4 separate regions of the Homo sapiens genome follow, and all the other regions are linked to region 3. The links are chromatin loops, found by intact Hi-C in ENCODE. Cell type or tissue: sigmoid colon. All regions are shown on one strand. Region 1 has its middle 17 kb from the start of LINC02135. Region 2 has its middle 19 kb from the start of LINC00917. Region 3 has its middle 47 kb from the start of FENDRR. Region 4 overlaps LINC00917 (long intergenic non-protein coding RNA 917).

Region 1 (8,000 bases), 160 kb before region 3:
CTGGGAGCAAAGTTAAGTTGCATTTTTTAAGGGAATTTTTTTTCTCTCCATAAATTTATCCTCTCTTATGACTCAACCAAGACACACAGAGTCACAATTACTTAACACTGAGACGCTAGTTTGTTTTTCTATGTTTTGTTGAAAGGACACAATGAACAGTCATGGACAGACCTCACCAGAGCATCACACAGACCTGGGTGTGACTCCTGGCCTCACCATATACTAGGTCTGTGATTTGGGTAGGTTGCTTGACGGTCCCTCACTAGAAAAATGGGACCAGAATAGGACTTGGCCCTATACAGTGGGGGCCCATTAGAGATGAGGGTGCAGATATCCCCGCATGGACTCTGCCCCAGAGCAGGCTTTATGGACTGGTGCCTGTCATCTTCTTCATTCTCATCTCCAGTTGAAGGCCATGTGGCAACAGAGTTGAACACGCAGAAGACAGAGCTCAGTGGCCTGGGTTCAAATCCCAGCTCTGCCCTTTGTCAGCTGTGTGACTTGGGGTGGATTACTTAACCTCTCTGTGTGTCTTGGTTGGCTTCCTCATCTGCAGTACTGGGATAATAATGGCTGTGAAGATCAAACTCATTCATAAATGCAAGGTTTGTCTTGCATTTACTGGCCAACTGGCTCATAGCTAGTTGGTCATTATTGCCATTACAGGGAGAGCTGCTATTCTGGAGTGTTTGATTTAAAATTATTTAAAAATATTTATTGCACACAAAATAGCCCAGCAGACATGAAAACAATAAAAAGAAAAAGAAAACTAAAAACTTCCATCTTATTTTAAGATATTTTTGTAATATGTTGATGTTTTCGTGGCTTTAACATCAGCTATTCTTGTCATCATTTTAGGGAGAATGTTTATTTTCTAAGCCCTCGATTTAAACTCATTTAAAAATATTTATTGCACAAACAATAGTGTGTAAAAACTCCTGATAATTTAAAAAATCCGTTCTAATAAATCTTGTTTTAAGGTGTTTTTGGAATTTGCAGAAGTTTTTGTATCTTTTGCCACAAAATAGCTTCTGGAGCTGTTCATGTGGACAAATACCAGCTTAGAAAATATGCTGCGTGTGGCTTGGGCTGGGCTGTTCTCTTCTGCGTGGGACACCTCGCACCCATGCCCTGGGCACCGCAGATGATTGGGTGTCCATCTGTGAGTCCGTGACAGTGTTGCGTGGACTCAGAAACTCAACATTACAGCATCACTTCAGGATTTTGGTTTTCAATGTCATGTATTCTCAAGCCTTTATTCCTCCTTCTCTCCTGGGATAGTGATGACCTGTAATCGTCACTTGCTCAGAATTGATCATTCACGAAATATTTAAATGAAAAGTGATTGCAAAACCTCAATTACTTTTGCACCGACCTAATCATTGGCTGCCGCGGGCTCTGTGGGACCACATCTACGAATGTATCGTTCATGGCCGTTGTTCCTTGTGGAATGTGACCCTGTGCAGGCAGGGATTTGATCTTTTGTGTACGGCAACATCCTCTGTGCTAGGACACAGCGGGGGAACTTAGGAGGAGCTCCACAAATAATCGTGAATTTATGAATGCAACAACAAAAGAATGAAGACTGAAATAAACCTTATGAATAGGGTACTTTCTGTGAGTTTTTTACAGAGTACCTTTTTGGCTAGAACATTTCTTAAGAGTTTTTTTTTTTTAACTCGAAGTAATCTGGAATTTAATTTACTTAAAGTAATATATATGTATATTATTGTATACATATGTATACAAAATATATATGTATATATTAATATAAATGTAATAGGTATTGGGGCAACATTTTATATTTTTAAGTGATTTTACATCCATGTTCATCTCCTTTAAAACCCCATGTGCTAAGTACAGCAAATAGGATTTTGTTTCCCCGACGTCCAGGCTGAGTGCAGCCAGATGGGATGACTTGACAAAGTCACAAACGCTGACAAATCCCGGCGGGGGAGTTGTGGCTTCCTCCAAAGGAAGGTAGGTCTGTGTTTGTCAATTGATCAGCTCAGCGGTGGCCCTGAGTGAGGCCGTGAGGAAAGTAACTCCGTAGTTTTAATTCTGATGATTACTTCCTGAAAAAGGACCCTGCAATGGTGGGTCCAACCTCCTCCTTCCCTCCGTCTCTGCCAGTCGCTCGGTCTCTGTCTGTGCTCCCCTCCAGCTGCCTGTCCCTCCCCCTCAATGGGGGCTTAGGGGCCCAGCTCACCACTCACGCTCCCACAACGTCCAGCGTCCATGCCTGCAGCCTGTTTCCTGGGAATTTCAGTCCATGTGGAGCAAGAGGCCAGTCTCCTGCTCTGAGCCCAGGAGGGCACGTCCTCCGCCAGCTCTCAGCACTGGCTCTGCTTCCTGTTTACTTCTGCAAGTAGCTGCGATTGTGGGGTCTGCAGCCAGCCCTGTGGTCCGAAGCCAGCCAGGCTCAAGGGGTTATCATCCTATCAGCCGAGATAGGCTGGCGGGCTCTGCCATCTGTCAACTGTCTTCTGATGTAATTGAAAGTTCTCTGTCCTGGAATGTCATCTTATTAGGTGGATCAGGCCTTGACGTGTTAACTGGAGAGTTTCTGCAGGGCTCAGCTAGTTATTTTATTTTTTCAAAATTAAGAGGCATACAGTCTTTTAAAAATCTCATAACAAGTTCTTATGAAAATTTTCCAAAAAATCATCAGAGCGTAAAGAAAAAAGGAATGGTCACCCAAAACCTCATCACTCCAAAATAATATGCTGGTAACGTTTCATTAAACCTCTGTCTATGCAAATTATATCCAGAGAGATTCATGCGTATGTTTCAAAAATGGAATCAGATTTCCCATGCTGCTGTTGACCTGCTTTTCTTTTTGATGCCACAATATGGCACGGATGTGTCTCCATGTCAATAAATACAGATTTACATCATCTATAAATAGTTGTATAGCATTCTCCAGGTGTGGCATTTAGACTTTTTCTTTTTTTTTTCTTTTTTTTTGCTATGATATGTTATAAACACCACCACAATGAACATGTTTTGCACATTTGTGTAAATATTTCCTTGGGATCGACGCCTAGAGTTGGGGTAACTGGAGCATGGGGCATTCACACGTACAGTGACCATCTGAGCAAACTACAAGCAAGGAAGTGCCAATTTTCCTCACACAAACAATCTACACTGGGTCCCAGTTCTCAGCCCTGCATCATACCAAGTGCCCAATTCTTTCACTTAGCTACTTCCAGCAGTAGAAAGTAGCATCTCATTGTTGCTCTTTGGTCTTTAAAAAATTACATTGCACATATTTATCAGGCATTTATGCACCTGTGAACTAGCCCAGCTACTTAAAATTAGATCCTCATGCTGCAAGAGCTTTAATGGTCAACAGATCCAACCCCACTCCCAAACCTCCATCCACCCACCATCCACATACTTGGATCATCTCAACTGTTTCTCTCCAAAGACCTGGCCTTGCCTCTGGTCTGTTTGAACACTCCCATCCACGGGAGCTCATCGCTGCCTGAGATGGTCCACTGTGTTCCCAGCTCTAATTTATTAACCTATAAAAGCCAGTACATATGGAATAACCATGCTGGGCCAGGAACGACGGGAAGCCCTTTGCTGAACAGTGTCTCCAGCCTCAAACAGTGCTGAAAACATGTATCGCTATTTCCTTCTTTGTTCCATCAGGGTCGCGAGATGCAGAGAGGTTAAGTAACTTGCCAAGGGTCACACAGCTTTAAAGGAGCAGAACAAATAATTGAATGTGAGGAAACCGTGCACCACTTGAAAGGCTCACAGAGGAAACTTTAAGCTGGTGAGAGATCTAACAAAAATAAAATAATTTCTCAAAGTACAGATTTCTTTAAAGACTTCCTATCCTTCAGGCACTTTATCTTCAGCTGCCCAAGGATACAGAGCAACTATCAGACACCCATGGGGTCTGGGCTTTGTGTGAGATCTGTGCTAGTCTCTGCAGCTACCAGAAGGCAAGAAGGCCTGGCCTCGAAGATGTTCCAGTAGACTCGGGTGTCACCGGCCCATGTGCTTATGGCTCACAGATTACCAGGCCAAAAAAAAAAAAAAAAAGCCTACCTTAATTGATAGAGGTCTCAGATTAGTTCAAAGCATTCACCTCTATTTTTTCCAACTGGGTCTGGTTTCAGAGATTAGATTTTCTAGGTGCAGAAATGCCCTTAGGCAAGTCAGAGGCCCAATTTGCAATGACCCCACTCGGCCCTCCTATCCTAATGTCCTGCCACTTGAAAACATCATTTTCGGAGTGTCCCATCCTCAGGGCTCTGGAAGAAAGGCTCTGGCATCAGTCATTCACACTTTAGTATGAATCAGCCCAATAATTTAAATAGCTGGACTCTATGATGAACACATGAATTTTTTTAAGTGGGTTCATTTATTCATGAGATGGATGTCTGTGATTTGGACAGGAGGCTTCTCAGCTTCCCTCAAATTAATCCTTAAATTTCATCTCACCCTCCCTTTCTGTACAACTTACCTTTCTTGAGCACCGATCTGTCCTTCGGATAAACAGGTAACAAGCTATGGGCTGCTTCTCACCTGTGGAAGGTTAGGCCACAGAAATGAAATCTTTCGTTAGGTTTCAAAGCAAAACACACAAAACTCAACCAAAAGAAAAAAAGGGGGGCGGGGCGGGGGGGACACAACGATGCCTTTTAATGTAAAGAACCTGCCCTGTGGTCCGAATCTTTCTCATCATGAGTCCAGCGTGCAAGGGAGGATGAAGGTGCTGCATGGGCTTCCTCTGGGGCTGGGGACTGCTGGCTGGGAGCCACCGCAGCTTGCAAACTAAATTTAAAAGCTTGCACCCCAAGACCCTTGAGCAAAGGTTACTCGAGGTCTATTCCGGGTTCAGGCGGAAAAAAGAAGCTTGACTTGGCAAGGAAATGCCTTGTGACGAGGCGCTTGGCTGACCAGGGGCATGGAGGAAAGCTGGGACTCGCTGCGTTTTCTTTTGGCATTTACAGCCCTGAAAAATGATTGCAGCTTCCTCTGGCCGCAGAGCTGGAGCCTGAAGAGGTGACCTTTAAGGGGAGTCTGTTTACTGCAGCCGCAGGCCCAGGGCCCTTGCGTGAGCTCCACGAAGTCTGCGCCGGGCCTTGGCACTGACCCTGCGGGGCCTGCAACCCAAACTCACCGGTTTCTGGGAGCTGGTGAGGGGCTGCGCTGGGGCTGGGGCGAGGCCCCGGCCGTGTGGGGAGACCAGGGGAGCCTCCACGCTGGGCGCCCGGGCAGGGAGCGTGGGGGCGGGCGGGCTCACTGCTTGCTCCCGGGAACATCCTGCGGGGCAGGTCTGCCTGACCGGCCACCCCATCCTCGGACGCTGAAAACTGTCCTGCAGCCAACTTCAGCCTCTCTTGGCTCTGCAGACAAAACGAGGCGATTCGCCTGCATGGGGTACTCCTCTCTCCTTGTGGGCCCTGCCACAAATCGGATACGGATCTCCATCCCCCGGACTTTCACACCGAGTTACACAGAGGAGAAAATGGGGATAAAAGTTAAACTGAGAAGCATTCAGAACTCACCCTATAACCGTCTGAAACGAAACCATCCACATAGTTTACGGCAGACAAGGAAACTATAATCCGATTTCTCCACTTGGATCTTAAATGTGAAATAAATAAGCACATGTAATGGTATCTGCTATTTTTCAAGAGCATGAATAAAACTTGAAGACTTGGATTTAACTTTTTAAAGATGGTTTTGAAACCTTTCTAACTGAAAACAGGATCACTACTCATTTTCTCTTTCTACCCTCATTCAACACTCTTTTCTTTTAGAGAGACAGTGTTTTTTTAGAATGCTTTGGTTTCTGTTAGGAACATAATACACTTTCTTTGGGGAAAATGTAGGAGACAATGAAAAGAAAAATAACAGTGACATGAAATTTCACCACTCAGAATTAACCTTGGTTAACATTGCAGTAGATTTCAACCTGTTTTAAAATATATATATGTGTGTGTGTGTGTATGTATATATATGTGTATATATGCATATATATGTGTGTGTATTTGTGTGTAAATAAGTGTATATAGGTGTGTACATGTGTATATGTGTGTATATGTGGGTGTGTACACGTGTATGTGTGTGCAGATATGTGTTTATGTGTGTGTATGTATGTACGTGTGTATGCATGTGCATATGTGGGTGTGTGTATATGTATGTGTATATGTGGGGAGTGTATGTGTGTATGTTTGTATGTATATGTGTAAATTTGTGTGTGTATGTAGATATGTGTGTGTGTGTCTGTGTGTTTTCTACAATGCATCCTTTATAAAACCAGTATCAGGAATTTATATTGTGCTGTTCTCACCTGTCAATATGTCATAAATACTTTGCCAAGTCATTAAAGTTTCCTTATAAACATCATTTTGATGATTGCCTAATACACCGACCTGTGGATGTGCCATAGTTTCCTCCACTATTCTCCCATTATAAAAAATGTTTTAAAGTGTACGAACTTCCTTTCCCAGTGGGGGAAAATGGAATCGCTGGTCTGATCTGGAATGGTTATTTGTGATTTCCTGAAGTTAGGTCAAAAACCATTAGACATTTTTTGTTAACCCAAGTACCTACTTCCTGGCGGATTCCAAACATTGACCTGATGAAGACCAGGGGAGGGGAGCACCTAGACCTTTGCCTTGGGAGAAGCGAGGTGGGCCCGGAGCTGACTCTAGGACGATGTCCTTGTGTGAAGGTGGCAAGCCAAGTCACCCCTCAAGGGAGGAAGGAATTGGGGCCCCTGTTCTTAGGTGTTTATGAATCATGAGCTCCACTGAGAACAAGATGACAGGAAGCCATGGAGCCTGTCTAGAAGAGTCTGTTCCCAGAGTCCACACAAAATTTCAGGGGTTCTCAACCCTTGACCCCTTATGGAGGCCTTTTGAGATCTCCAGGACCCAGGGTTTAATTACTGGGGACCCTCTGTGACCAGCTCCAAAAGCATCCCTGGATTCCTTTAGTCCATAACTCTGGGAAGATCATAAAACACTTTTTTTTTTGAGCACTGAATGTTAACATTTAACAGAGAAAACTTTTGTTTTTGCAGAAGTTGAGAAACTATAAAATTCTTCCTGAAACCTGAGACTTCGAGCATATCACCAAGGCAAGAGTTACAAAAAAGTGAAACTTTTAGGTAATTTTATGAGTTTTGCAAATCTGCCACAAGCATATGTTTAGCACCCTCAGAAGAATTCCAAAAGGAGTATTGCTTCAGCCTGTCAAGAACTAAAATAGTTACACATGTTTATTCCATGTGGTTTGATGTATTATAAGCTATTTGATGGAATTAGGAATGACATGGTTCCTTTTACTCTCCATAAAAACATTAGTGCAGCATGTCCTCTGATACTTGTGGTCTTGAGCTGTTCATTTGTTTCTTCATTCCTTTCGAATGTAATGTTGCATTTTAGTGTTCAGGCTCTGTGGGCGGCACACTGGCTCACCACACACTTGTGTGTGACGTGGGAAAATTTACCAAGCTCCCCAAAGCCTCAGTTTCTTCATCTACACAATGGGGCACCTGCCTCATGGAACTCTTGTGAACATTAAAGGAAATAAGACATGTAAACCACTTAGCACATGGGCTGACATGCGAAGAACATTCTCTGCCTTAATTAGGATTATTTGTTAGTTCTCACCCGAACATCCAGAGATGCAAACAGAAGGTCGAAATAAAGATCAGTGCCTGAAGGCTTCAGGAAGAGTGGGTGAAATAATGACCACATTTGCATTACTAAAAGTTTGGGGCTAATTATGCTACAATTTCCTATTATACGTTGAATGAGTTGTCCAGAAGAGAGACAGAAAAAACAAACAAACAAACAAACAAATGAGAAACCATCCACATTCACATATACGAGACAGTTAAAAATTGGGGGGTAGAAACTTTCTCAAGATGGGTTTCACAAAGCACTAGTCCCATCAGATGCCCCTTGAAGGAATGTCAAGGAGTTTCTCTGGAGAGATCAGTTTGGGAATGTTGCTCACTCTTCCCT
Region 2 (8,000 bases), 97 kb before region 3:
CAATAAAGGAAAACATGGAAATCGACAGCATAGAAGAAAACTTTCCCTTCTCACCAGTAATCCAAGTCACACACGTAATAAACACAGAACGGTATTTTTTTCATTGATTAGTTTGGCAAATACTTTTTTCAATGTTAATACACAATGTCGGAGAGGAGAATAGAAATTGTTGCACGTTTTACATGTTTCCAGAGGCCATGAGAGTAATTTGTAGATTTTGATCCAGGAACTTTATTTCTAGGAATTTATTAGGGAAAAAACCATAAATGTGAAAATTGATTTGCATACAAAGATGTTCATTGCAGCAAAAGTCATTGGAAATAACCCAGAGTATTTCTGAGACAATGTCCTCCCTGTTGCTACCTCTATTTATCCATCCCCACTTCCCCCATCTTCTGTGTGCTTTGCTTCTGGTGACCTGCACCTGTGACTCTCTTTGAAGTCCTGTTCTTGAGCTATAGGGGCTGCTTCACTCGTAGATGCACAGGAGGCTCCTCGGACCTTGAGACCCTCCTGAGTGGCCCTGGCCAGTGACTGACGAGGGCAGGGCCAATAAAGCCCCAGCTGCCTTAAGAACAATGAGCAATGCTGCCGAAAAAGGCTCCGGCTGGGACCGTGCCTGAAATGGCAACTGCTCAGCTTGTCCTTCTCTGTCCTGCTTCCACTGCTCCCTCACTCATCTCTCTGGGAAGTCTTTCTTCCTTGATAAGCCACCCACATGTGGATCCTTATATCATGGTCTGCCTCTACAGAACTGATTTTAGACTGTTTAAACTAAGCAATGCCAGTGGTAATCAGATGTTCTTTCTTTGGTCACCAACTGTCCCCTAACGTGGTTGAAGTCTATAGAAAGCCATCTAAAGCACCCTGAGGATGACACAGTGGTTTGTATTTAGAGGCAATGCTGTGAATAAAACATTTATTTTCAGACTGGTGAATTACTTTGCTTCTGTAGTCTACCCTTTAAATATCTGACTCTTTTCTTTTTTTGTTTGAGACAGGGTCTTGCTCTGTCACCCAGGCTGGAGTGCAGTGGCGCAATCTCAGCTCACAGCAGCCTCAACCTCCTGGGCTCAAGCGATTCTCCCACCTCAGTCTCCCAAGTAGCTGGGACTACAGACATGTGCCACCATGCCCAGCTAATTTTTTAATTCTTTTTGTAGAGATGGGGTCTTGCTATGTTGCCCTGGCTGGTCTCAAACTCCTGGGCTCAAGCAGCCCTCCTGCCTTAGCCTCCCAGATTGCTGGGATTACAGGTGTGAGCCACCATACCCAGCCTGTCCATTTTCAAAACAATTCTCAGCTTGCTTCACATCGCTGAAATTATTGATTATCCACACAACATTTATTCTTCCCTTATTTCTTATTAACAGAGCCAAGTTTTAATGGGCATCTAAAAAACTACATTTCCCAATCTCCCTTGCAAATAGGTATAATCATGTGACGCCATTAGAGCCAACTGGCTGTACGCATCATTGCCCCTAGAGTCAAACAGAATCTGTTCATTTGACCTTCACTTACTCCCGTCTTTCCACCTGGAGCAGGGATGGGCTGGTGGAGATGTCGCCACCATCTTGACACCATGAGGTAACAATAAAAGAAAGTTAGAGAAAATGGAAAAGATCTCGACTCTGACAGCGTTGTATTGAACCAATGCTATTTACTGCAGCCTTAGGATTTCTCAGCACTTGAGAAAAAAAAAACTCGTACCAACTGTGTTCAAGCCACCAACTGGTGGGGGTGGGGTGAGGTCGGGGGGTTCTGTTAGTGGCACCCAAATGTGATTCTTTGATATACTCCATCACATCAAGGGAAGGTTCTGATGGCCAACTTTCCAGAACAGACCCTTTTTTGGGCTTTTTATGCACCCACAAAACCCACTTTCAGAAATGCCATTCTTCCTCTAATCAGACAAAGAATGTTCCAGCTTCCTAGGGACCCACAGGCTGTTGGAAGAATTCCATGTCTCTCTCTGTCATCAGCATGCTCCAGCCCCTGCCTGGAAGGGTCTGAAATGACAGCCTTTAACTCACCACGCTGGTGAGGAAACATTCCCTGTCTACCACATGTAATCCCAGCAGGAAGACGAAAACTGGCATCCAACGTGGCCTGTGTACTCAGAGAAAAAGAATTTATAGGAAACAGAATCTACCTCTTGCTCAACCCCTAGAACAAAAACCCAGTGCTTAATCAGATTATTATAGCAAATATGCCACAACAGGGACTCGTTAAATGAATTTGGATACCTTTCTATGATGGAAAACTATTCATTTACAATGAGGCCATAAAATACTTAATGCATGTTAAAATGTTCACAGCATATTGAGTGGGATGAAGGGTTACAAATAGCCATGTAGAATACAGATTTTAAGTACACACAATATACAAAACAGAAAAAAAGTACTAAAAGGGAGTTGTATTCAACATTTAATAGGCATTTTTCTTTAGCGGGATTATACGTGATACCTACCTTCATTGTTTGTTGCCTGGATAAAAGAAAGAACAACGTGATCAGTAAGCTGTAACCCTCTGTATTTTGTACTCAGATTAATGGATCTGATTTCAGTTGTAAAGAGGTCAGCTGGGTCCCTGGCAAATTTTATCTTCCACCATTATCCAAACAAAATTGGCTAAATATACTTTTAACAACAGGGCTCTATGGGTGCCACATGTCCACCCCCACCCCACCCCACCCACCACCTTTTTTTTGGGAAAATCCCCGTTTGCAGAAGGTTTTCATCCTGACACGCTCAGTAAAAACATAACTGGACACGGCTGCTTGCTCATCAATCCAACTGGCTCCTCTAAGCCATTCAGAAGAGTGGTTTTTACTTCTTCAGCTCAAACCATTAGGGAAGCATTTATAGAGCACCAGATGTTTGCTTCCTCTGAGGGTATCCAGAAAGTCCTCAAGGCTGCTGGCTTCTTTTTTGCTCCTGCAGGGAAGAAAACTAACTTCCAAGGAGGAGAAGGAGGACTGAGGGCAAACTCACGATGATCATAAGTAGGATCTTTCCAAAAAGTTCCAGAACTATCTGAAAACGATGCCCATGCATCTCAATAAATCAGAGTCTCTTTTAATGAGACTGGCAGCCCTGTGCCTATTTTTAAAAGTTTATGACCCTGAATTTGCGAGGAAAAGCAGCCAGGCATTGCCCGGAGCTGTGCAGAGCGAAGCATTTTAAGTTTCCATCTCACTCCTGAGAGGCAATCCATCATGATAAGGAGGGGCAGGGAGGGAAGGAGCTGAGCTCCCTGCAGCCTCCCGCCTGGCGTAGCTGTTTAAGTGGCAGGCACTGCAAGCCCAGTCCATTAACCAAAAAAGGGTGCTGCGCCTGAGCTATTTCTAGCTCCCTGCCAAGGCTCAGAGAGGCACAGACCTGTGGATTCCTGCACAGTGAAGTGTCCCGCCTGGCATCATCTGACATAGGCTTTCTCCCCCGACACCAAGAGCTGGAACAACCTTGTTCAGAGAAACACAAATAAGTACAAGAACGGCCTTATTGGGTCTCGTTATTAGGTATGAGTCTCCTGTGGCTGCTGTAACCACCAAAAACCAAGGGAGCTCCAAACGATAGAAATGTATTCTCTCCCGGTTCTGGAGAGCAGAAGTCTCAAATCAGGGTGTGGGCAGAGCTGTGCTCCCTCTGGACGCCTTTTCCCTCTTCCAGCATCTGTTGGCTGCTGGCGCCCCTTGGCACGTGGTGCATCGCTCCAGTCTGGGCTCTGTCTTCCTGGCATGCTCTCCTGGTCTTCTCTCTGTGTGTCTCTGATCTTCGGGTTTAGTGGCTGCCTGGATAACCTGGGATGATCTCATCTTGAGATTCTTAATTTCATTACATCTGCAAAGACTCTTTATCCAAATAAGGTCAGCTTCACGGGTTCTAGGTTTAGGACATGGAGGTATCTTTCTGGAGGCTGCCATTCTCTCCACTATATCCAAACAGGTGTCCATCTCTTTCCAGGAAGCACTCCAACTCATAATTCCAGGGCATGACCCAGTGATCCCAAGTTCAGCCACCCACCCACCCCCAGGTGACATCATCCACACCTCCGGGTACCAGTGGCAGCCTCTCCACTCTTGCCCTCAGAGTCCCTGGGTCCCACAGATTCGCATGAGTCTTAGACCCGTTAAGAGCAGGGACTCTGAAGTCAGCCTTCAGTTCCAGTCCTGGTTCTACCATTTATGTTACCTGGGCCTCAGTTTCTTCCTCTGTAAAGTAGGCATAATCAGAGTGCCTATTCCCTAGGACTATTGTGAAAATTTAAAAAGCTGCTATTCATAAAAAACAGGGCCGGCACCCACTCAATAAATGCGGCCTTGAACTTGAATTCTTCCATGTCTTGATTTGGGGTTCTAGATTCTCGACCTTTCAACATCAAGTCTAAGAGAGCTAGCCCGTGCTCCTTGGTGGATCAAAGATGGGTTCATGTTCCAGAGCAACAACATCTCAAACCACTGAAATCCACAGAGCCCTTCGTTCCAATGTATTTCCACAACACCGCATACATCAAGCAGATAAACAGAGGCGTAGCTGTGGCAGCAGCTGCTGTGGGGAGGGTGCGGCAGAGCCTGGACCTCCCAAGAGGCTTTTCTGTCCGTAGGCAGCTGGGTGCCAGGGTCCACGGCCTGTTGAGGTGAAGCAGGCCAGGAGGGGGCCTTCACAGTTTATTCTGCCACAGAGCAGCAATTATTTCTTATTTCCTTGCCCCATCTTTCCTCAAATATTCCAAGTCCATGTAGAAAGCCCACCTTAGCTCACAAACCATCAAGAAAAGTAAAGGCGAAGGAACTAGACAGAGAAAGATTTCACATATTTGTTTTTTTGAAAAACCCCACATGTTCATTGTAGGAAATTTGGAAACCACAGTCAAGCACTTAAACTGAAACAAAAATCAGACGCGGCAGTGATGGTTCAGTCGCCTCCGTCCCGCCTTCCGCAAATAACCTCAGCGTGTCTGTAAAGTCAAAGGTTGTTATTATTTACACTTGAATTTACTTCAAATGGTCATAGTTTTTCTAGATCACCAAATAAAACGCTTAATTTTTAAATCATGACACACGTACTTCCTCGTAAACTGTTTGTCCTATAATTATGTTTTGCAAACACTTCTGACAACTTTAAATATTTTTTTCTTTCTTTTAGAGGAGAGGCAGGGGTCTCGCTATGTTGCCTAGGCTGGTCTCAAACTCCTGGCCTCAAGTGATCCACCCACCTTGGCTTCCCAAAGGGCTGAGATTACAGGCGTGAGCCACCACGCCCAGCTAAATATTTTAAGAACATAATTTCTCACCATACAAAGCATTTACTTGCGGATATGGCCCATCCTTTATTTGCCCAATTACTGTTTACTAGTTATTTATGTAATTGCCATTTTTAGGACACACACACACACACACACACACACACATTTAATGTTGTAATAAATCTATCTATCTCTCTATCTGTAAATATTTGCAGAACCTCTGAGTATTTCCTTTGAACCAATTCCTACAAATATGATTATTTTTGAAGACATGCACTTTTTAAGGCATTTGATACCCTTTGCCAAATTGCCCTCCAAAAAGATTGTAACAATTTACAATTTTACCAGCAATATATGATAAGAGTACTTTTCTCAAACGTTTCCTATTGAATACTGTAATTTTTAAAAACTTAGCCAATTTGGCAGACAAAAAAGAAAGAACATCTGTGTCTCTGTGTGTTTTCTTGTTATTGTAGATGATTAGTTTTCTATGTTAGTTGGCCAGTGGGATTTCTTCTTTTATAAATTGCTTGATAATACTTTTTGCCCTTCACCTCTTAGGGTGATCGACTTTATCTTCCTGATTTTCAAGGGTCATCTGCATTTTAAGGACAGTGATTTGCCTTATCCCTTCATTACAATAGGTCTCTTAGCCTTCCAAAGGCCAATGAGAAAGTTAGACCATCTTTCAAGGATGTTGGTAACATTTTCCCCAATTTGTTGTTTACTTTCTAATTTTGTGATGGATTCATAAAAGGATTTTACATAGTCCAATATGTTAATCTTTTTCTTTATGATTTCTTTCTCTACCTATAAAATTCAAAAGGTATGCAAAATCCACTTTTTCCCACCTGAGGTGGAAAAATCTAGTAAAGATTAAGACTGAGTAAAACCACGTTAATCCAGGAATGAAATAAATGAATGAGATAACATCATAACCCATGCTAGAAAAAGAAAGTTCAACTTGGCTTTTAGATTCCAGTTGAGTTCAGGCTTTGTGTTTTGTTTATTAACTCTCTTTTCCTGAATAATGAATCTATGTTTAAAAAATGCCTTCTCAGATTTGCTTGGTACGGCAGCTGAAATTGTTATTCTAATGTAACAAGGGATTTCTTTCCTCTCCTCCCTCCTAATCAGGGTATCTCTTTAAGCATATCCACATGGAGGTTTTCATAGCTCAGTCCCAGATAAAGGAAAGAAACACATAACTGCTTAAATCCTTAAACTGCTTTCCCGTAATTGGGAATCAGAGGCCAAATGCCCTGACACATTTGGGCGATAGTCTTCGCCTTATAGGGGTCTTGCTTAAGCTCTTTGTAAAGTGGGTGCCAAAATCACCTTATTGTACTAGGATCCCAGCTACAACCTCATGCCCTTACTCCCAAGGGCTCGGTTTCCAGGTTAAGGTGCTGCACATCTGCTCCCCTTTTCCAGGGAGTGTTTCCAGGGAGTGAGACTGTGTTTACATTTGTAGAGACTCATTTATCACTAAACGCTGAACCTCTTCCAGGTCAGTGCGTAACACACGTGCATGCTCTCAAATCACCGGGGACTTTGTGAAAATGCAGATTTCCAGGCTGCATCTCTGATGATGCTGCTTCAAAGGGGCTCGGGGGAGCACAGGCATCTGCATTTTCAACAGTACCCTCACGAGCTGCTGCTGCTGCTGGTTCATGCGCTACCTTTTGAGAACTCCCTTCCCAGGCCAAACCCTTCATCTCAGAGTGGAGGAGAAGTCAACCAAAAGTGGGAAAATCTGCTTTTAGATTCTCGCCCCAAGAATCCGAGGCCAAATCCAGGCTTGTTGTCTGGATTCTAATTTCCAACCCAACCCTCCCAGGACCCTGCCTTCATGTGGGAAATCCTCCGAATCCCACCCTGCATTGCTGCAGAGTGTCCGATTTTCCCAAATTCTTCGTTCGTGGGTCCCCGTCCAGAACGGCCATGGCGTCAGGTGGTATATTGGCCTCCTGTGTCTGCTGCAACAGAAATGTATTCTCCCAGTTCTGGAGGCCGGAAGTCCAAAGTCAGGGTGCCAGCAGGGCAGAGCCCCCTCTGAAGGCTTGTCAACTTCTGGCTGTTGGTGGCAGTCCCCGGCTTTCCTTGGCTCGCAGCTTTACGACCTCCGTGTCTGCCTCCATCATCACCAGCCTCCCTGCTGTCAGTCTCCTGACTTTCTCCTCTGTGTGTCTCTGCCTGTCCCTCTCCTCTTCTTCTATGCACACCAGTCATTGAACTAGGGCCCTCCTGGCCCCGGTATAACCTCATCTCAACTAACGACACCTGCAAAGACCCTGTTTCCGAATGAAGTCACATTCTGAGGTTCTGAGAAGGACATGGATTTTGGGGACCCTATTCAACCAAATATATGTGGTTAGAGAAGTGTCCAATGCTAGAGGGAATGATCTGAGGGCCCGTCCTCACCCGGAGAGCTCCTTCAAAACACACATGCCCGTGACTGCCAGACTCCCTGCACTAGAATGCCTGGGTGTGGGCACTGCATGTGGGCTATAAACATGTTTCCTTGGGGATTATAATATAAAGCTGTGACCCCTCCCCCTCCACACGTAAGAAGGAGTTGTCACTGGGGGCAGCTGCAGAGCCAGGAGCTATAATTCTCAGCCCCCTGGGCTCTGGGACAAGCTGTCATGGTGGCATGAGCGGATGTCAAGGGAGTCACCTCCCGTCAAAGGCTGAGAAGAGGGCGTGTCTGCTTTGCTCTCCTTTTTCCCAACCACCAGTTGGATGATAAA
Region 3 (8,000 bases):
TCCTTCCTTTCCAGGCATCCCAGCCTGCTGGCTTGGCTTCCTGGAGAATTGGAATATTCCACTTGGAACATCATCAGGGTCTCAGTGGCCAAAAAAGCCTGTAAGATACCAGAGTCCTAGTTAAGAAAGATTTTTCAAAACCCCATCGATCCTGCTCAAATGTAACCTGTGAAAGTGGAAATTTGTTCAGCTTTTTTGGAAGTTGATTTAGCAATATCTACCAAAACTGCAAGTATGAATAAACAGTGACTTGGCTTCCTCACTGCTAGGGATTTATAGAAAGGAAATAATTAAAGATGTGCGCAAAGAGATTCAACTCTAAGACGTTTTATGCAGTGATGTTTATCTGGATATCCAAAGCTAAGGGACTGAGCAAACACAATCCTAGCTCCTAGTCAGAGACTGGAAATGCAAGTGTCTTCTGCTTTGTGAAATGGAAATACACTTCTGCTCTATTGCTACACAAAAAATTATCGAAGTTGAGCCTAGCTTCACCACTTTTTCAGTGTGCATGCATGCACGTGCATGTGTGTGTGTGAGAAAGAGTGTGGGGTAAGAATACAGATTCTGCAATCAGGCTAGCTAAGTATAAACTACAACCCGATCACTCACTATGTGACTTTGAACAAGTTACTTCACCTCGGTTCAATAAAATGGGGATGTGGCAATGCAAACCTGATAGAACTGTGCAAAGAGAGAATAAGATAATAAACATAAAGCTTTAAGGAGAGTAAAGGCTAAATAAATGCAGCAAAACATGTTTCTAAAGACACAGCAAGGCCGGGCGCAGTGGCTCACACCTGCGATCCCAGCACTTTGGGAGGCCAGGGCAGGAGGATCATTTGAGACCAGGAGTTACAGACCAGCCTGGGCAACAGGACAAAACCCCATCTGTAAAAATAAAATGAAAAAATACAAACTTAGCTGAGCGTGGCGGTACACACCTGTAGCCCCAGCTACTTGAGAGGCTGAGGCAGGAGGATCACTTGAGCCTAGGAGGTCAAGGCTGCAGTGAGCCACTGTACTCCAGCCTGGGCAACAGAGTGAAATCCTGTCTCAAAACAGAAAAACAAAAAGGCACGTCAAAGACACGAATGAAGGACGTTTGAATATTTATAACATGTACCTCTGAATGCTGGGATTACTCAAAATCTCTTTTTCAACTTGCTTATCTGATTTTTCTAGCTATGTATGAACATGAAGAATATGCATCCTTGGATAACCGAGAGGATAAACACTCACATCGCTCAGATGCTTTAGCTCCGTGGGCAGTGTAGTGCTGGGCTCAATCAGCCGGGAAGAGGAAGCGGCTGTCGGGATGAAGTGAAAATGGCAGCTGTAAGGGACGGAGCCCCCGTGCTGGGCACAAGAACACCTGGCTCAGCGCCAGCGTGCTAAGCCTTGGGGTTGGTGCCAGGGTACAGTAGAAAGCAGAGTGGGCAAAGAAGTGAAGGGGGCACGTGGGCAGCCGCTTTCACATGCAGGCATTTCCTGGCACATCACACTCAGAGTCCAGCAGTGCCTTGAATATGATACCAGAGCAGTCTCCTGTGCAGGTCCCTGTGCTGGGAAGCAGCAGCTCAATGGTGTGAGCCTATCCCTCCGTCCTCACCCCTGGGCTCCTCCGCCAGCCGATAAAACAGGGCTCAGAGCATGAGTTGTGGATTCCAACGTGTCTGAGTTTGGGTCAGGCTCTGTCTCCTCCCGGCTATGTGACATTTGACAAGTGTCCTAACCTCTCTGAGCCTCAGTTTCATCATCTGAAAAATAGGAAAAATAGCGACAGTATCCTCATAGAGTCGATGTGAGAATTAAATCAATAATATCAATAGCCCAGCACTTTGGGAGGCCGAGGCAGGAGGATCACAAGGTCAGGAGATCGAGACCATCCTGGCTAACACAGTGAAACACTGTCTCTACTAAAAATCCAAAAAAAAAAAAAAAAAAAAAAATTAGCCGGGTGTGGTGAGCACCTGTAGTCCCAGCTACTCGGGCAGCTGAGGCAGGAGAATGGCATGAACCTGGGAGGCAGAGCTTGCAGTGAGCTAAGATCGCGCCACTGCACTCCAGCCTGGGTGACAGAGTGAGATTCCATCTCAAAAAAAAATGTCGTGTTTATTCTCAGAGGTCATGTGCCAGCTAAATCTACGGCGTTGGGGGCAGGGGGTCCTATTGCAATGAAAGACAGGGAAAATGGATGTGGGAATGGCCAGCAGGTTGCAGGTGACATTACATGGGTGTGGCTTTGCCAATGCTGAGACATGCAGGCCAACACCGGCAAGCAGTACACGGGCTTTGGGACTAGTAGAAGGACCATCAAAGAGCTTTCCAACCACAGGGCTCCTGCTAGAGGCGTAAGTCAGGAGGATGGGAAGTCAGATGAAGCAAAGTAAGGGGACCTTCGGGCAGGTTATAGTCCAGGGTGTTCCCCCAAAGGTAGCTATCTCAGGTCTTCCCCAGTTTCGGAGCTCTGTGGGATGTAACCATTTCCAACACCAGGAGAGGCTTCGAAGACCAGTTGGCCTGTGAAGTGGGCCTCTTTGGACGGGCAGTTTTCCTACAAAGGGAGGCTATTCTGGGCTGGGAACACACCAGAAGCAAGGGTTTGGCGGGGGGCCTGAGTGGGATCTGGCGGGGGCAGTCTCCTGGCCTGTGACTGGATTGTGAGTAATGGTGAACAACTTAGGGGACCTTCTGAAAGGTCCGTGGAAGCCATATTGCAGGGAGAGAGCAGAACTGAAGACTAAGGGAGATTTTAGCCCTCAGGTCACCAACTGATGGCTGAGTAGAGAGAGGAAGCCCACTGGTTTCTGACTTGGACTGCCTGTGCTACAGACCTAGCTCTTCCACTTCCTAGCCATGTGCTCTTGGGCAAGTGGATTAATGTCTCTGAATCTCAGCTTCCTCCTTCTATAAAAGTGGAGAAAAGAGCAGCATCTGCCCCTTTGGGTGTCAGTGAGCATGAATGAGGTCATGCATGCAAAGCTTGTGTCTTTGTGACTGGTAGGTAGGGAGTGCTCTCTGAATGATAGTTAGGGCTGTTATTTTTATGCTTTCATTTGAAATACCTGTATCATGTAACAAATCTTAGTGACCTTAGTGAGCCCCAAACTTAGTGATGTAAAACAGCCATTGCTTATTTAGCTCACAAATCTGTACTGTGGGCAGGGCTCAGCAAGAAGGTTCATCTCTACTCAAATGGGCATGAGCAGAGGTAGAATGCCTGGGGCTGGAGGGTCCACTTCCAAAATGGCACAGCACATGGCTGGCCAGTTGGTGCTGAATGTCAGCTGGGAGCCTTGGCTCCTCTAGGGCTTCCTCACCACAAGAAGGATAGGTTTTCAGAATGAGTGTTTCCAACAGGACCAGGCAGAAGTTGTGTGTCCTTTTGGTACCTGCTCTGGGAAGTCACATAGCTGCACTTTTGCCTGTAGTCATAGGCCCGCTGAGATTCAAGCAGAAGGAAACATACAGCTCCTCCTCCAGATGAGGCATTTTAAGAAGACCTTGGGATGGAAGATCTTGTTGCAGCTATTTTGGAAAATATAATCTGTCAAATACTAACAGAGAATCTGAAAATGAGAGGCAGACATTTGGACAAACCATAACCTCTCTTCTTTCTGGCCTCATACTGTGTAAGCTAGATGTCAAGATAATTCCCAAACAACCAAGCCTGTGTCCCTATTTGGGAAATGGTGAAGAAGAATCAATCCCCCCCAACCCCTGGCAAGTAGGCTTAAGCCACACTTACCAAATCATTAGTGGGTACAGTTGCTAACCAGCCAAGGTCTTCAATAAATAATTCCACAGACTGTATGAACACATGGACTGTTTATCTCACATTTTCAGAAATGGTCTATCTTATAAGCCAAATACACCAAAACCCAAAGATGGAAGATCAACCTCTTTAAGTAAACATTGCTGGGTGCAGAATTGCTCCCTAGAAGTCATCAAGGATGGCATAAAGCAGAAAGACAATAACAAGGGGATGAATTGCTCTCAGATTTTTATTCCTGATTAGACCTGCTTTCCTGCTTGCTATCATCCAAAATATATGCAGGCCCCTGGCTTGAAGCGTTGGGTGCTCATGAGTTTCACAGCCACGGCAAAGGCAGGCTTTTAAAGAGAAGACACCCAGAGTAACTTTGAAATAAAAGCTAGGGTTGGGCAGCCCCTTGGGGGTCCCAGGCTGTGTGCTCCTTTTAATGTGTGCGGATGCAGGGGCCCTGGGGCCCCTCCCTTGCGTGTGGCCTGGTCGATTAAGCCCCAGGAAGTGCTCACGGTCTTTCCCAGCAGCCTTCCAGCTCCATAAAACCGCTGTTATGATGAACTTGATCATGAGTCAACCAAGGGCCTCCATCTCTCCTGCACTCCCTCCGTTTGGCCCCTTGGAGCAGGTGTTTGCTGAGCCTGAGGTCTTTCTGCTTACATAACCTTTGTTCCATTTGGATGGATGAAAAATCTCCCTGAGGTTTATTGTAAACAGTCTTAGGTTCGCCCAAACACAGAAGACGAAAGGTCACCAGATTATTCATGCACGTCTCTCCTCCCCACTTAGCCCTCCCCACCCCCACCGGCTGCTGCCACGTCCCCCACGAGGTCCCATGCCCAACCTCTCCACCAGGCCATCAGTGTGCAGGGCCTGGTGATGGGGGTTCAGGGCCAACTTGGCAGCCATGATGCTGTTCCATGCCCTGCTCAGCAGCCATTTTGGCTGGATCTCCGTGAGGAAGGGCTGGGGGTGGGGAGCAGAGGAAGTTTCTTGACCAGCTGCCATGGATAGAAGCTTGCTCACGGAAAGACTGTCTTTTATGATGCCAGAAACAGGGCTGAGAACTCACGGTGAGGGGCCAGCAAGTTTCAAGGAAAGGAGGGAGGGAGGGCCTGCCTGCCCAACAGGCAGCTGCCGTCCGCATAACACTGTCCATGCTTACCTCCAGAATGTGGTGCATGCAGGGCATTTTACCCACATTTGATATCGTGTTCGCGGGCCCATTTTACAGATGAGAAGCTGAGGCTGGGGCTCAGCGAGGAAGACTAGTCTTTACTCCACTGGGTGTCAGCTGAGGCGGCTTTAATGGAGGCTGGAGGACCCACCTCCAAGATGGCTCAGTACATGCTGGTGGGTTAGGGCCGGCTGTCAGCCAGGAGCTGAGCCCAGGTGGAAGCTGGAAGCCTGGGTTATATTCTCAAAAGAGCTTTCTGTGGCTCCCCATTTAGAAATGTATAAGGGAGGGCTTTGTTTGTTACAGTGACTGGGGGCCCCAGTGAGTTACCTACACACCTATATGCAGGACTCCCTGGGCCAAGATGCCATTAAGAAAGACTGCTGGGTAAGTCACTAGCAGGGTGGCTCTCAGGGTCCAGACCTGCAGCAATGGCGTCACTTGGGAACTTGCTGGGAACTCAGACCCTCAGTTGTCACCCCAGACATCATGAAACCCCAGGGGTGAGGGATGTGGGGGGTGAAGTGGAGGAAGGCCCAGCATCTGTGTTTGCCAGCATCCTCTGGTGCTGCTGACGCAGTCACGTTTGTCATTTGCTGCCTTAGGCTGAGATCGGTCACCCTCAACCCACAGACGCAGGGGCCAGCAGCATCAGTCCATGGAGGATTGGGCTGCCTTTCCCACAGAGTGGCTCCAGGCAGCAGCTGGGAGGGCTGGAAGGGTGAGCTCCCCACCTCCTCTCCTCCTTCGCCCTGTGGGTCTTTGGGATTTAGTTTGGACCCTGCCCAGACCCAGAAAATGGTCAAGACATGTTTTAAGACTTCTCTTGGGCTTTGGTTAAACCAAGAGGGCAATGTGGATGGGGCTCAGGGCCCCCATGTGTGCACCCTGAAGGTACAGGGCTGGCCCAGGGTTAATACTGGGACCGTCGTTCTGGTGGCCTGCATGGCTACAGTGGGAGGGCCAGACTGGACCGCCAAGGATGGCTTAGAGGGGCAGCCCCAGAGAGGGCAGAGGCAGATTCTTAAAGGGATACAGACTCTTTACCCACTGCTGGGCAGCTTGCCCCACAAAGATGACAGTAATGGTGGTGGTGATAATGTTGGTGATGGTGATGATGGTGGTGGTGGTGGTGATGGTGATGATGGTGGTGGTGGTGATGGTGATGATGGTGGTGGTGGTGAAAATGGTGATAGTGATGGTGGTGATGGTGCTGGCGGTGGTGATGGTGATGATGGTGATGGTGCTGGTGCTGGTGATGACGATGATGGTGATAGTGGTGATGGTGATGATGATGATGGTTGTGGTGGTGGTGATAATGATGATGGTGATGGTAATGATGGTGATGGTGGTGGTGATGGTGATGGTGGTGATGGTGATGGTAATGATGGTGATGGTGGTGGTGATGGTAATGATGGTGATGGTGGTGATGGTGATGGTGGTGGTGGTGGTGATGATGATGATGGTGATGGTGGTGGTGATGGTGATGATGGTGATGGTGGTGCTGGTGGTAACAATGATAATGATCGTGGTGATGGTGATGGTGGTGGTGATAATGGTGGTAGTGATGGTGATGATGGTGGTGGTGGTGATAATGGTGATGGTGATGATGATGATGTTGGTAGTGATGGTGATGATGATGTTGATGGTGGCAATGATGATGATGATGATGGTGGTGTTGACAGTGACAGTGATGATGATAGTGGTTGGTCTCACTCTCATTATATAATGTGCAGGCCCTGCAGGAGCTGAACTCCACTTTTGCACTCAGTCCTATCAAGGGTGAGCCTCCTTCCTCACTTCCCTAAAGGAGTAGAGGGCAGCATCATTCTTTACCTGCCTTCCATCATTTTAGATAGTCAAACACAAATGGTCCCAAGGGTGCCTCTGATTTAGCCCCTACCCCAGCACCTTCACGTCGAATCCTCCATTACCACCCCCAAATTACTTCCTGGGATGGCTGGTTGCTTGGAATATGCCCAGACCAGGGTGACCTAGGTCTTTGCTCATCCTACATAACAGCTTTGATAAACACAGGAAATGCGGTTTTGTTTCCAGACATCACTACTCAAGACTGACGGGTGGGACATGCTCCTTCCAGGAAAAGGCCCTGAACCCAGCCTCAAAATTGACCTCCCTGGATCCCAATGCCGGTGGGACCCCTGAGGCCATCCTAAGTCCAAACCCCACCTCCCTAGGAAGGAAACTCCCGGGCTTGTGGCGGGGCTCTCCAACACTCTTCAGGGGGCAATGATATCACACTCTGAGGACACTATCACACAAGTGATGGAGGCATCACCCACTTCTGTTCTCCATTTGGAAATGCCAAGTCATTCTCAAAGGAGGAGGGGAACAGCCACAAGCATTGGTGTGGGGACGTCCATGAGCCTGATAGGTCAAATCCTAGCACTGCCAGTCAGAGTCATATGACACTCAACGAGTTGCTATGCCTCAGCTTCTGCACACATCCAAAGAAAGTAATAATAGTTCTTGGAGAACCGTTGTGGGAATTAAATGAGGGGCATATGGTGACTTCTAATCATGATGCACTGAATGAATGCTGTTTGCACAGATGGATGAATGAATGGGTGGATGGTGGGTGAGTGAATGGATAAATGAGTGGGTGGGTGTGTGGATGGATGAATGGATGGGTGGATGGAATGGTGGATGGGCAGGTGGGTGGGTGGATGAGTGAATGGATAAATGGGTGGGTGGGTGTGTGGATGGATGAATGAAAGGGTAGATGGAATAGTGGGGGGCAGGTGGGTGGGTGGGTGAGTGAATGGATGAATGGGTGGGTGGGTGTGTGAATGGATGAATGAATGGGTAGATGAAACGGTGGATGGGCAGGTGAGTGAGTGCATGGATGGGTAGATAGATGGGTGGGTGAATGTATGGATGGGTGAACAAATGGATTAGTGATTCAGCCTCTGCCCTTAACAAGTTCAGACCTTCAAGAAAGCACCTCTGCCTGTGCAGCTCCCTTTCCCTGGAGTGTCCTCTCATCCCTCCTTCTTTTTATCCACCTAGAAATTGCCAGGTTCTGAGTCTCCC
Region 4 (8,000 bases), 120 kb before region 3:
TCCTCATCCCCACGCAGAGGGGGTTCAGCCTCCTCATCCCCACGCAGAGAGGGCTCAGCCTCCTCATCCCCACGCAGAGAGGGCTCAGCCTCCTCATCCCCACGCAGAGGGGGTTCAGCCTCCTCATCCCCACGCAGAGGGGGTTCAGCCTCCTCATCCCCACGCAGAGGGGGTTCAGCCTCCTCATCCCCACGCAGAGAGGGCTCAGCCTCCTCATCCGCACGCAGAGAGGGCTCAGCCTCCTCAGTCCCACGCAGAGAGGGTTCAGCCCCTTGATCCCTACGCAGAGAGGGTTCAGCCTCCTCATCCCCACGCAGAGAGGGTTCAGCCTCCTCATCCCCACGCAGAGAGGGCTCAGCCTCCTCATCCCCACGCAGAGGGGGCTCAGCCTCCTCATCCCCACGCAGAGGGGGTTCAGCCTGGGCTGCAGGAAGCAAACCCCTGACCCGCTGCAGGCTGACCCCAGACACTGAAGGTTGTGCGGGCCTTAAGGCCGTGCTGGGAGATTCAGGGGGTGACACCCGGGGGCTCATTTCCTGAGCTAGGAGATGCAGGGGCGGGGAGTGGGGCACAGCGCTGCCAGCAGAGGCTGAGACGCACCTGAGAGGGGAGGAAGCTTCCGCTCTTCTGGCCTCCCGGATCCGCCAGGGCTCCTGCTGCTCCCACTTCCGCCACCCAGGAGGGCCAGGCCGCCGTCTTGAGTTTCCCTCCAGCCTGGCCTAGGGACGACTCTTCTTCAGTGCCGCCTTCTCCACCGAGTCCTCGCATATTAAGATTCCAGAAGGTTCTGATCTCCTGGTGCTTCAGTGTAAACGAGTGTGTTTGGGGATAGCTGTGGGAAGTCAGGGCTGAGAAAGGAGAAACACTCAGCTCCCCACACACGTTTGTCCCAGGAAACAATAGCCCTCCGTCCCCGCCCACCTGGCCTGTGGGGATCCACTCATTCTTTCACAGATATCCAGGACTGGGTTAGGGAGCCTGGTGGTGGCAGGAGGCCGCCCTCCAGCTCGCTGGCTGCCGTGTGGAAGTCCTTTCTCCTCGGATTCTGATCTAGGGACGGCCCACAAGCTCCTGGCGAGGATGAACTGAGTTCAGTGATGTCAAGCTCGGCACAGTGCCTGTCCACAATGAGCCCAATAATTTTTAGCTATTGTCACGTCGACGGTACCACCCACCTGGATGCCACTCACCTGGACACCATTCACCTGGGTGATGCCCCTCACCTGGACACCACTCACCTGGGTGCCACCACCTGGACACCACTTACCTGGATGCCACTCACCTGGACACCATTCACCTGGGTGATGCCACTCACCTGGACACCATTCACCTGGCTGTCACTCACCTGGGCACCACTCGCCTGGGTGCCACCACCTGGACCCCACTTACCTGGATGTGACTCACTTGGGCACCACTCAACTGGGTGCCACTCACCTGGGTGTTATGCACCTGGACAATGCTAGTCACGTGGATGCCACTCGCCTGGGTGTCACTCACCTGAATGCTACTCACCTGGGTGCCATTTACCTGGATGATGTCACTCACCTGGATGTCGTCACTCACCTGGATGTCACCTAGGTGCCACTTACCTGGATGATATCACTCACCTGGATGCCACTCACCCAGGTGTCACCTGGATAATGCCACTCACCCGAATGCCACTCACCTGGGTGCCACTCACCTGGAAGCTACTCACCTGGATGATGCCACTCACACAGACGCCACTAACCTGAATGTCACTCACCTAGGTGTCACTCACCTGGATGCTACTCACCTGGGTGCCACTCAACTGGGATGTCACTCACCTGGGTGCCACCCACCTGAACACCACTCACCTGGGTGTGTGAGAACAGTGGAAGTTCCTGGAACATAGTTGGCATTCATCCTTCCCAATGCTTGCTCTAGACGAGGAAGCCATGATGTTTGCTCTTCCATTCCCTCCCTCCTCTGAGTCCCCCTCCTCCCCAACCCCATCTCCTTTCTCCTTACCTCATACACAGCCAGCCCTTACATGGTTATTTCTTCATGTCATCTGCCACCTCTGGGCAGCCAGGCTCCCCCAGACTCAAGCCCTGCAAAGAGAGGGTAGGACCTGAACCACCTCACCTGGCACAGCCCACCTGTCCCAGCATGGGCTTCAGACACCAGACCTCATGGGACCCACAGCTCCCTCTGCCCCTCTGGCATTCAGCCCCCAAGAGGTGGCAGCGCTCCTACTTATACACCAGGTGCCCTTTCCCACATGCCAATGGGCAGTGCTTGGAACCGCTCAGCAGGGAGGCTGCTGGCTGCCCCCAGTCTTCCAGGCCTCCAGACATTCTTCCTGAGCTTGCCCAGGTGGGTTTTGGGTGGGAGTCCATTCATTCATTCATTTAATGATGACAAATATTCTCTACTTTAATGAGGAGAGTGAAAATACACAGTTGAGGACCAACAGACAAAAACAAAAAAACCCAAAATAGTTGCTCTGGAGAGTGGCACTGGGCATGGGGAGGAGTAAAGCAGGAAGCCGGTGTTTTCATTTTCTTCCCAACTTTTATTTTAGGTTCAGAGGGTGCATGTGCAGGTTTGTTATGTGGGTGAAGTGCATGTCGCAGGGGGCTGGTGTGCGATTATTTCTTCACCCAGGTAATCAGCATAGTACCTGCTAGGCAGTGTGTCCATCCTCACCCTCCTCCTACCCGCCACCCTTGAGGAGGCCCAGTGTCTGTTGTTCCCCTCTGTGGGTCCATATGTTCTCATCATTAACTCCCGCTTATACGTGAGAACATGCTGTATTTAATTTTCCGTTCCTGTGTTACTTTGCTGAGGCTAATGGCCTCCACCTGCACCCGTGTTGCAGCAAAGGACATGATCTCATTCTTGTTATGGTGGCATAGTATTCCACAGTGCGTGTATACCACATTTTCTGTAGTCTACTGTCAATAGGCGTTTAGGTTGATTCCACGTCTTTGTTATTGTCAATAGTGCCACGATGAACACACACATGCATGTGTGTCTATTCCTGTCTATACCCAGTGATGGAATTGCTGGTTCACATGGAAGTTCTGAGTTCTCTGAGAAATCTCCAAACTGCTTTCCACAGCGGCTGCACTAATTTACATTCCCATCGACAGTGTGTTTTCCATGAAAGGCTGTTGAGGATTATTTGATCTTTCTTAACCACGTGCATTTATTAGATCAGGAAAAAGAATAGTACAAATGGGATTACGCCACTCCCCACTGAGTCCCCTCCAATGACCCTGGGGCTCACAGAGCAGATCTCCGGTCCTCCTTGTGGACTCTGAGCCATGCTGGCCTGGCCCCACCTCCCTCTCCAGCCTCTGCTGCAGCCACACTCCACTTGAAGGCCTGCCACAGGGCCTTCAAATATGCTATTCCCTCCCAGGTGCTCTTTTCCCAGCTATCACTGTAGCCAGCTCCTCACCTTCAGGTCTCAGATTAAACTTCATCAGACCTTCCAATTCTAATGATCTGTTTGTGTGGTTATTTGACCATTTCCCCAGTAGACTCTAAGCTTCCGGAGGGCAGGGCCATGTCTGCTCACCCATGGGTGAATACCTGCCCCCAGCACTGCCCTGGCTCATGTGGAGTCTCTGCATATTTTTGGACATAACAAACAACGTAGTAGTGATCTAGCCCCTGCGACAAGACGTTTAGAAGCCTCTCTCCCATGGAGCACTGGTGCCTTCCCATTAGCCAAGATGTCGGCACAATCACTGTCCTGTTTCTTAGGCCTCACCAGGGAGGCCTCTGCGCAGTGATGTGGGATCAGGGAACTTGGCCTGAGCATAGGCTTGAACAGATGTGAGGGAAAGGGAGAAACAGTGTCTCCCGCAAAGCATCTCCCTAATATCCTGACACGGGGCTTAAATTCCACCATAAAAATCACTCCTCGGGACTCTGGAAAGGCACCAGTGGAAGACAAATGAGATTGAAGGAGATAATGCCTGTGGCAGTGAAATACACGGCGGCATAAAAAAAAAACAAGGTCTCGAATGTTCTTGCAGTGGAGTGGTGGTTTCGCCCCATCCAGCTGGTGTCATGGCAGACCTGGTTTCTGTGGGGCTCCTACCTGCCCCCAGGCTGGGCTCTCCCATCCGGGAGAGCGGCGCGCCCCTCGTCCTCACCACCAGGGGGCGCAGGGGAGCCCCATCTCAGCACCTGCAGAGTGCACAGGTTGGGGGCACAAGCCCAGCTCCCACTTGGGTTTCATCCCCAACACCTGGAAAACTTAAGGAAACTTCACACACACACACACACACACACACACACACACACACACACACACACCTGCAGATTCTTTAACCCCCGTCCCAGAGAATCTGGTATGGAGTGGACCCTGGGAATTTAGTGGTTGTGTTGGTTTTTTAAACAAGTGCCTTGATTGCAACTGATGTAGCCAGGTCCGTGAACCGTGCGTGAGTTCACTACAAACCGACTTTGCCCTAAAACCGCACAAAGGAAATTAGCCACAGTCATCCCTGATCATGAGGGGAATGAGAACAAAGGAAAAAGGAACCTAGATGAGTCATTCTTTTCTCTAATTTTCCACTGGCCATGCCCCCAAGTTCCCCGGCCACTGTGGACACACAGGGAGCGCGGGCGCCAGGACGGAGCCAGGGCTTAGTTGTCCTGCTGTGATGAGAACAGGCAATGTGAGGTTAACAAAGGTAAAGAGGCTGGAGGGAAAGAAGTCGTTAGTGCTGTCTGTGGATGCCCAAGACGCACATTTTAATTTTTCCACTTTTTCTGTGCTGGTTTCTTACCTCAGGTGCAGACGGCCAACAAACGGCAGCCCTCGGCTGCTGGTGCACCATTTTCGTCCCTGGCCCGACGGAACCCCTCTCTCGTTTTATTTCTCCAGCCCCCTCCTGAGGGTTTCCTACTCCCATTCCTTCTCTGCCTGTGGGCAACGGTTCCAACGGGTCTAAAGGGTGCTCTTAGTGTGGAAACAATTTGCATAAATGGTCTTGTGTTAGATATTTCGTTCTATTTTTCTCCCCTCCCCACCCCACCCCAACCCTCAGCAAGGTATTAAGACACACCCACTGTATTGGGTCCATATGCACTGTCCCTAGCTGGCACCCCTCACTCCATGGGGGGCGCCCCACGCTGTACTGTCCACTGTCCCAGTGGTAAGCTCCTCAGCTCTCACCATCATAAACGACACCATGAGGGACATGGAGGCACATGTCCCTTATGGATGTGTGAGAATTCCACTAGCTGCTCACCCAGGATGGGATGGAACTGGGCTGTAGGGTGTGTTAATCAGATTAACTACAACTAGTCAGACTTTTATGCCCTAATTGTAAGAGAAAAGATTAGTTTAGTAAATGCAAGTATCCCATGACGCAAATGCTTTTGGGCCCCAAAGGGCAGCACAGAGCCTTCAAAACTGGACACAATCCCTTCTGACTATTCCTCTCTGTGCATGTCGGAAATAGAGAGCACCGTTCTTGTCCTTCACACTTTAGTTTCTGCTCAAATATCTAAAATCAAGGTGAAGAAACCCTCTCTGTGAGCAAATATGGAAGAGGATTTGGGGATCCCCAGGGGGTGAGCTGGAACCACAGCATCGGTCTCATCTGGGAGTTTGCTAGAAATCCACAGCCCAGACCCCAATCAATCAGAAACTGCAGAGGTGGGGCCCGGAAGTCCATGTTTGAACAAGTCTCTGGGGGACTCTCAGACATGTTGAAGTTTGGCGATAAATAAGGGCAAGCCTAGTTGATATCTAGGTAGGAGATATACATCAGGGGTGTCCTCTTTTGGCTTCTCTGGCTGGGCCACATGGAAAGGAGAAGAATTGTCTTGGGCCATACCTAAAATACACTAACACTCACCATAGCTGATGAGCTAAAAAAAGAAAATGACAAAAAATTTCATAATGTTTTAAGAAAGTTTAGGAATTTCTGTTGGGCCACATTCAAAGCTCTCCTTGGCCACATGTGGCCCTAGAGCCTTGGGTTGGACAAGCTTGATATAGGTGGATCAATAGATACAGATTGACTGATTGAATGAAGCTGGTTTTGGCAAATCGTAGAACACAGAAGCACAAGCTTGAAATTCCCCTCAGAGAGCATTTGGTGGTCTGACCCCCAGAATCTTCCTGGAAAAGAAGCCAGGAGCACTTAGCAGTTGGGACTGAGGTACCAGCCGTCTGCTTCAAGCAGAAGATCTCAACTGTTTTCTATTTTACAAAGGACACATCTTGGGAAGGTTTCCTTAGAAAATAAGGTCCCAGGATGAGATGAGCTAAAAACTCCTAACCCATTCCAGTCTCTCCTCATTTTACAGACAAGGAAACTAAAGCCCAGAGAGACAAACTGCTTCCCTGAAGGTCACACAGCTATTCCTGGCAGAGGCAGGCAGACTGAGTTCATCTGGATCCAGGGCTTCCTGTGTGCGCTGCACCAGCCCTACGTGAGTATAAGAAGGTTCTGGATGGGCTCTCGGAGCCGTCGAGACAATCCCATGCCGGGCAGCCTGATTTGAGCCCCCCAAGGTCCCGGAGCGAGCTTGCTGGGGCCTGCTCAGTCCTCCCCACTTTGGAGCCCACCCCCCATCAGAAACACGGAAAGCCAAGCTGGCACACAGCTGGCGGCTTCAGGTTCCCGGCCAAGTTCATTTTGACATTACAAGACAAAAAGCACAGCATGTTGCGATGGGACTGGCCGTTACTGCGGTGCCATTCAACAGGGTTTACGATTTTCCTGGAGCCTCTCGGCCGGGTGATGCCAGAGAGTAAGCCAGAAAAAGAAAATTCCTAGGTGACGTAAATGCAGTCACGACGCTTGCGAGGGGCATGCACTTTTCCTGCCCCGGGAAGGGGTGGGGTGCGGGGAACGGAGCCATTTTAGATCCAAATAGAGAAAGAGAAAACGAAAAAAAAAAAAAAACCCTGTGCTGTGTATTCATTTCATTGCATAAGATCCTTGTTCACTCACTGGCTTTGTTTTCCAACCAAATGCCTTTGACTTAATAAATGCTCTGGGCAATTAGCAGACAGGGGGCCCCCCATGAAATCATCAGAGCTGAGATCACTCGAGAGGGTATCAGACAGTCAGGACATTAATTGCATTATTTTATTTCCAGATAAAAGTTATTTTGGTGGAGCCAGGCTTGCCAGAGAAGAAGCTGATAAGATCAGATGCCGTCTCTCACTGCCAGATATCCTATTAGGGGTCTCAGCAGACAGGGGATTGGGTGACAGTCCAGATCTGCATGGACAGCAGGAGTTTGTTTCAGGCCAGAGGAAAAGCCCAGGGTGCCTGAGGAGTTCCCTTATGCCATGGAGAAGCAAAGTGGGCTATGCAGGCCCTCTGGGGGCTTTAGATAAAGCGAGTACGCTTCTGATGGCCCTAGCCACAGCAATGGCTTTCACAGGAAAGAAAAAAAAATTCTCTTCTCTTTCTTTTTCAAGAGAGGGACTCTTGGTTCCTTAGTAAACATAGATGCCTGGACTCGGTGCGCAGCCTAAGGTCTCTCTCTCTTGGCAGTGGCCCAAAACGCTCTCCCAAGCAAAAGGGAAAAGAAGACAGAGGGGGGTTGGGGATTGTGTCAGGTAGTGAGCTGTTTCCTGGAGAAGCCTGCGTCTGGTTCCAGAGGGAAGTGAGTTTCTAAGAGAAGGCATCTGTAGGAATTTTGCCCATCAGCCGTGACACCAGCACTGCTGTTGGAGGGATGAACAGCTCATGACAAAGTCCTGTCTCCTCTCTCCCCTTCCCCGTGTCTGTGCAATATCATTAGAACTGGCAGACCCTTATTAAAAACAGTTGGCCACTGAGAGGCTATATCCTGTGTGAGACAGAAGCCCAGATGGTAGGTGGTCTTACTTTTGGGGTGGGGTGTTCCAGGTGGTAACAGCCTCGAGGGCGGGAGGACCATGCCGCCTGTTTCTTGGCATCCGTAGGTGGTTCCTGCCTCCTTCCCTTTGGCAGGTGTGTGGGAAGGATTGAGTGTGAAGGGATGCTCACAAGCACTGAGAAGATGGCCTG

Evidence for each region. A loop is a pair of places that touch in the nucleus more often than their neighbours do. Peaks named below come from ENCODE experiments on the same cell type or tissue, not always from the same donor. Only the 100,000 strongest peaks of a DNase experiment are listed, where the experiment ranks them.
Region 1: a loop joins it to region 3, with 5 times the contacts of the local background. A loop is called at or near these places in 2 of 110 quality-filtered maps.
Region 2: a loop joins it to region 3, with 7 times the contacts of the local background. A loop is called at or near these places in 3 of 110 quality-filtered maps.
Region 4: a loop joins it to region 3, with 5 times the contacts of the local background. A loop is called at or near these places in 3 of 110 quality-filtered maps.

What each region holds. Positions count from the first base shown.
Region 1 is chr16:86,298,963-86,306,962 of GRCh38, forward strand. No RefSeq gene overlaps it. Among named protein-coding and RNA genes, the nearest start is that of LINC02135, 17 kb to the left of the region's middle. RefSeq lists enhancers at 1-2, 2,207-2,758 and a silencer at 2,061-2,355. In sigmoid colon, no CTCF peak of the experiment used is centred here; DNase peaks (open chromatin) are centred at 1,929, 2,299, 4,949, 5,329 and 1 weaker place; H3K4me3 peaks cover 1,792 bases; H3K27ac peaks cover 5,015 bases.
Region 2 is chr16:86,361,161-86,369,160 of GRCh38, forward strand. No RefSeq gene overlaps it. Among named protein-coding and RNA genes, the nearest start is that of LINC00917, 19 kb to the left of the region's middle. RefSeq lists an enhancer at 7,012-7,181. In sigmoid colon, no CTCF peak of the experiment used is centred here; DNase peaks (open chromatin) are centred at 2,061, 3,301, 3,691, 6,741 and 1 weaker place; H3K4me3 peaks cover 544 bases; H3K27ac peaks cover 1,355 bases.
Region 3 is chr16:86,458,043-86,466,042 of GRCh38, forward strand. No RefSeq gene overlaps it. Among named protein-coding and RNA genes, the nearest start is that of FENDRR, 47 kb to the right of the region's middle. In sigmoid colon, a CTCF peak has its summit at 4,395; DNase peaks (open chromatin) are centred at 9, 1,429, 4,399 and 4,689; H3K27ac peaks cover 4,421 bases.
Region 4 is chr16:86,336,761-86,344,760 of GRCh38, forward strand. LINC00917 (long intergenic non-protein coding RNA 917) reads right to left here. Exons shown (of 7, transcript NR_024406.1): 2 at 1,990-2,072; 3 at 922-1,901; 4 at 601-832. Among named protein-coding and RNA genes, the nearest start is that of LINC00917, 4.9 kb to the right of the region's middle. RefSeq lists a silencer at 463-757 and an enhancer at 582-1,513. In sigmoid colon, CTCF peaks have their summits at 4,107 (motif pointing right) and 4,308; DNase peaks (open chromatin) are centred at 4,111, 4,531, 6,771, 7,531 and 2 weaker places; H3K4me3 peaks cover 905 bases; H3K27ac peaks cover 1,604 bases.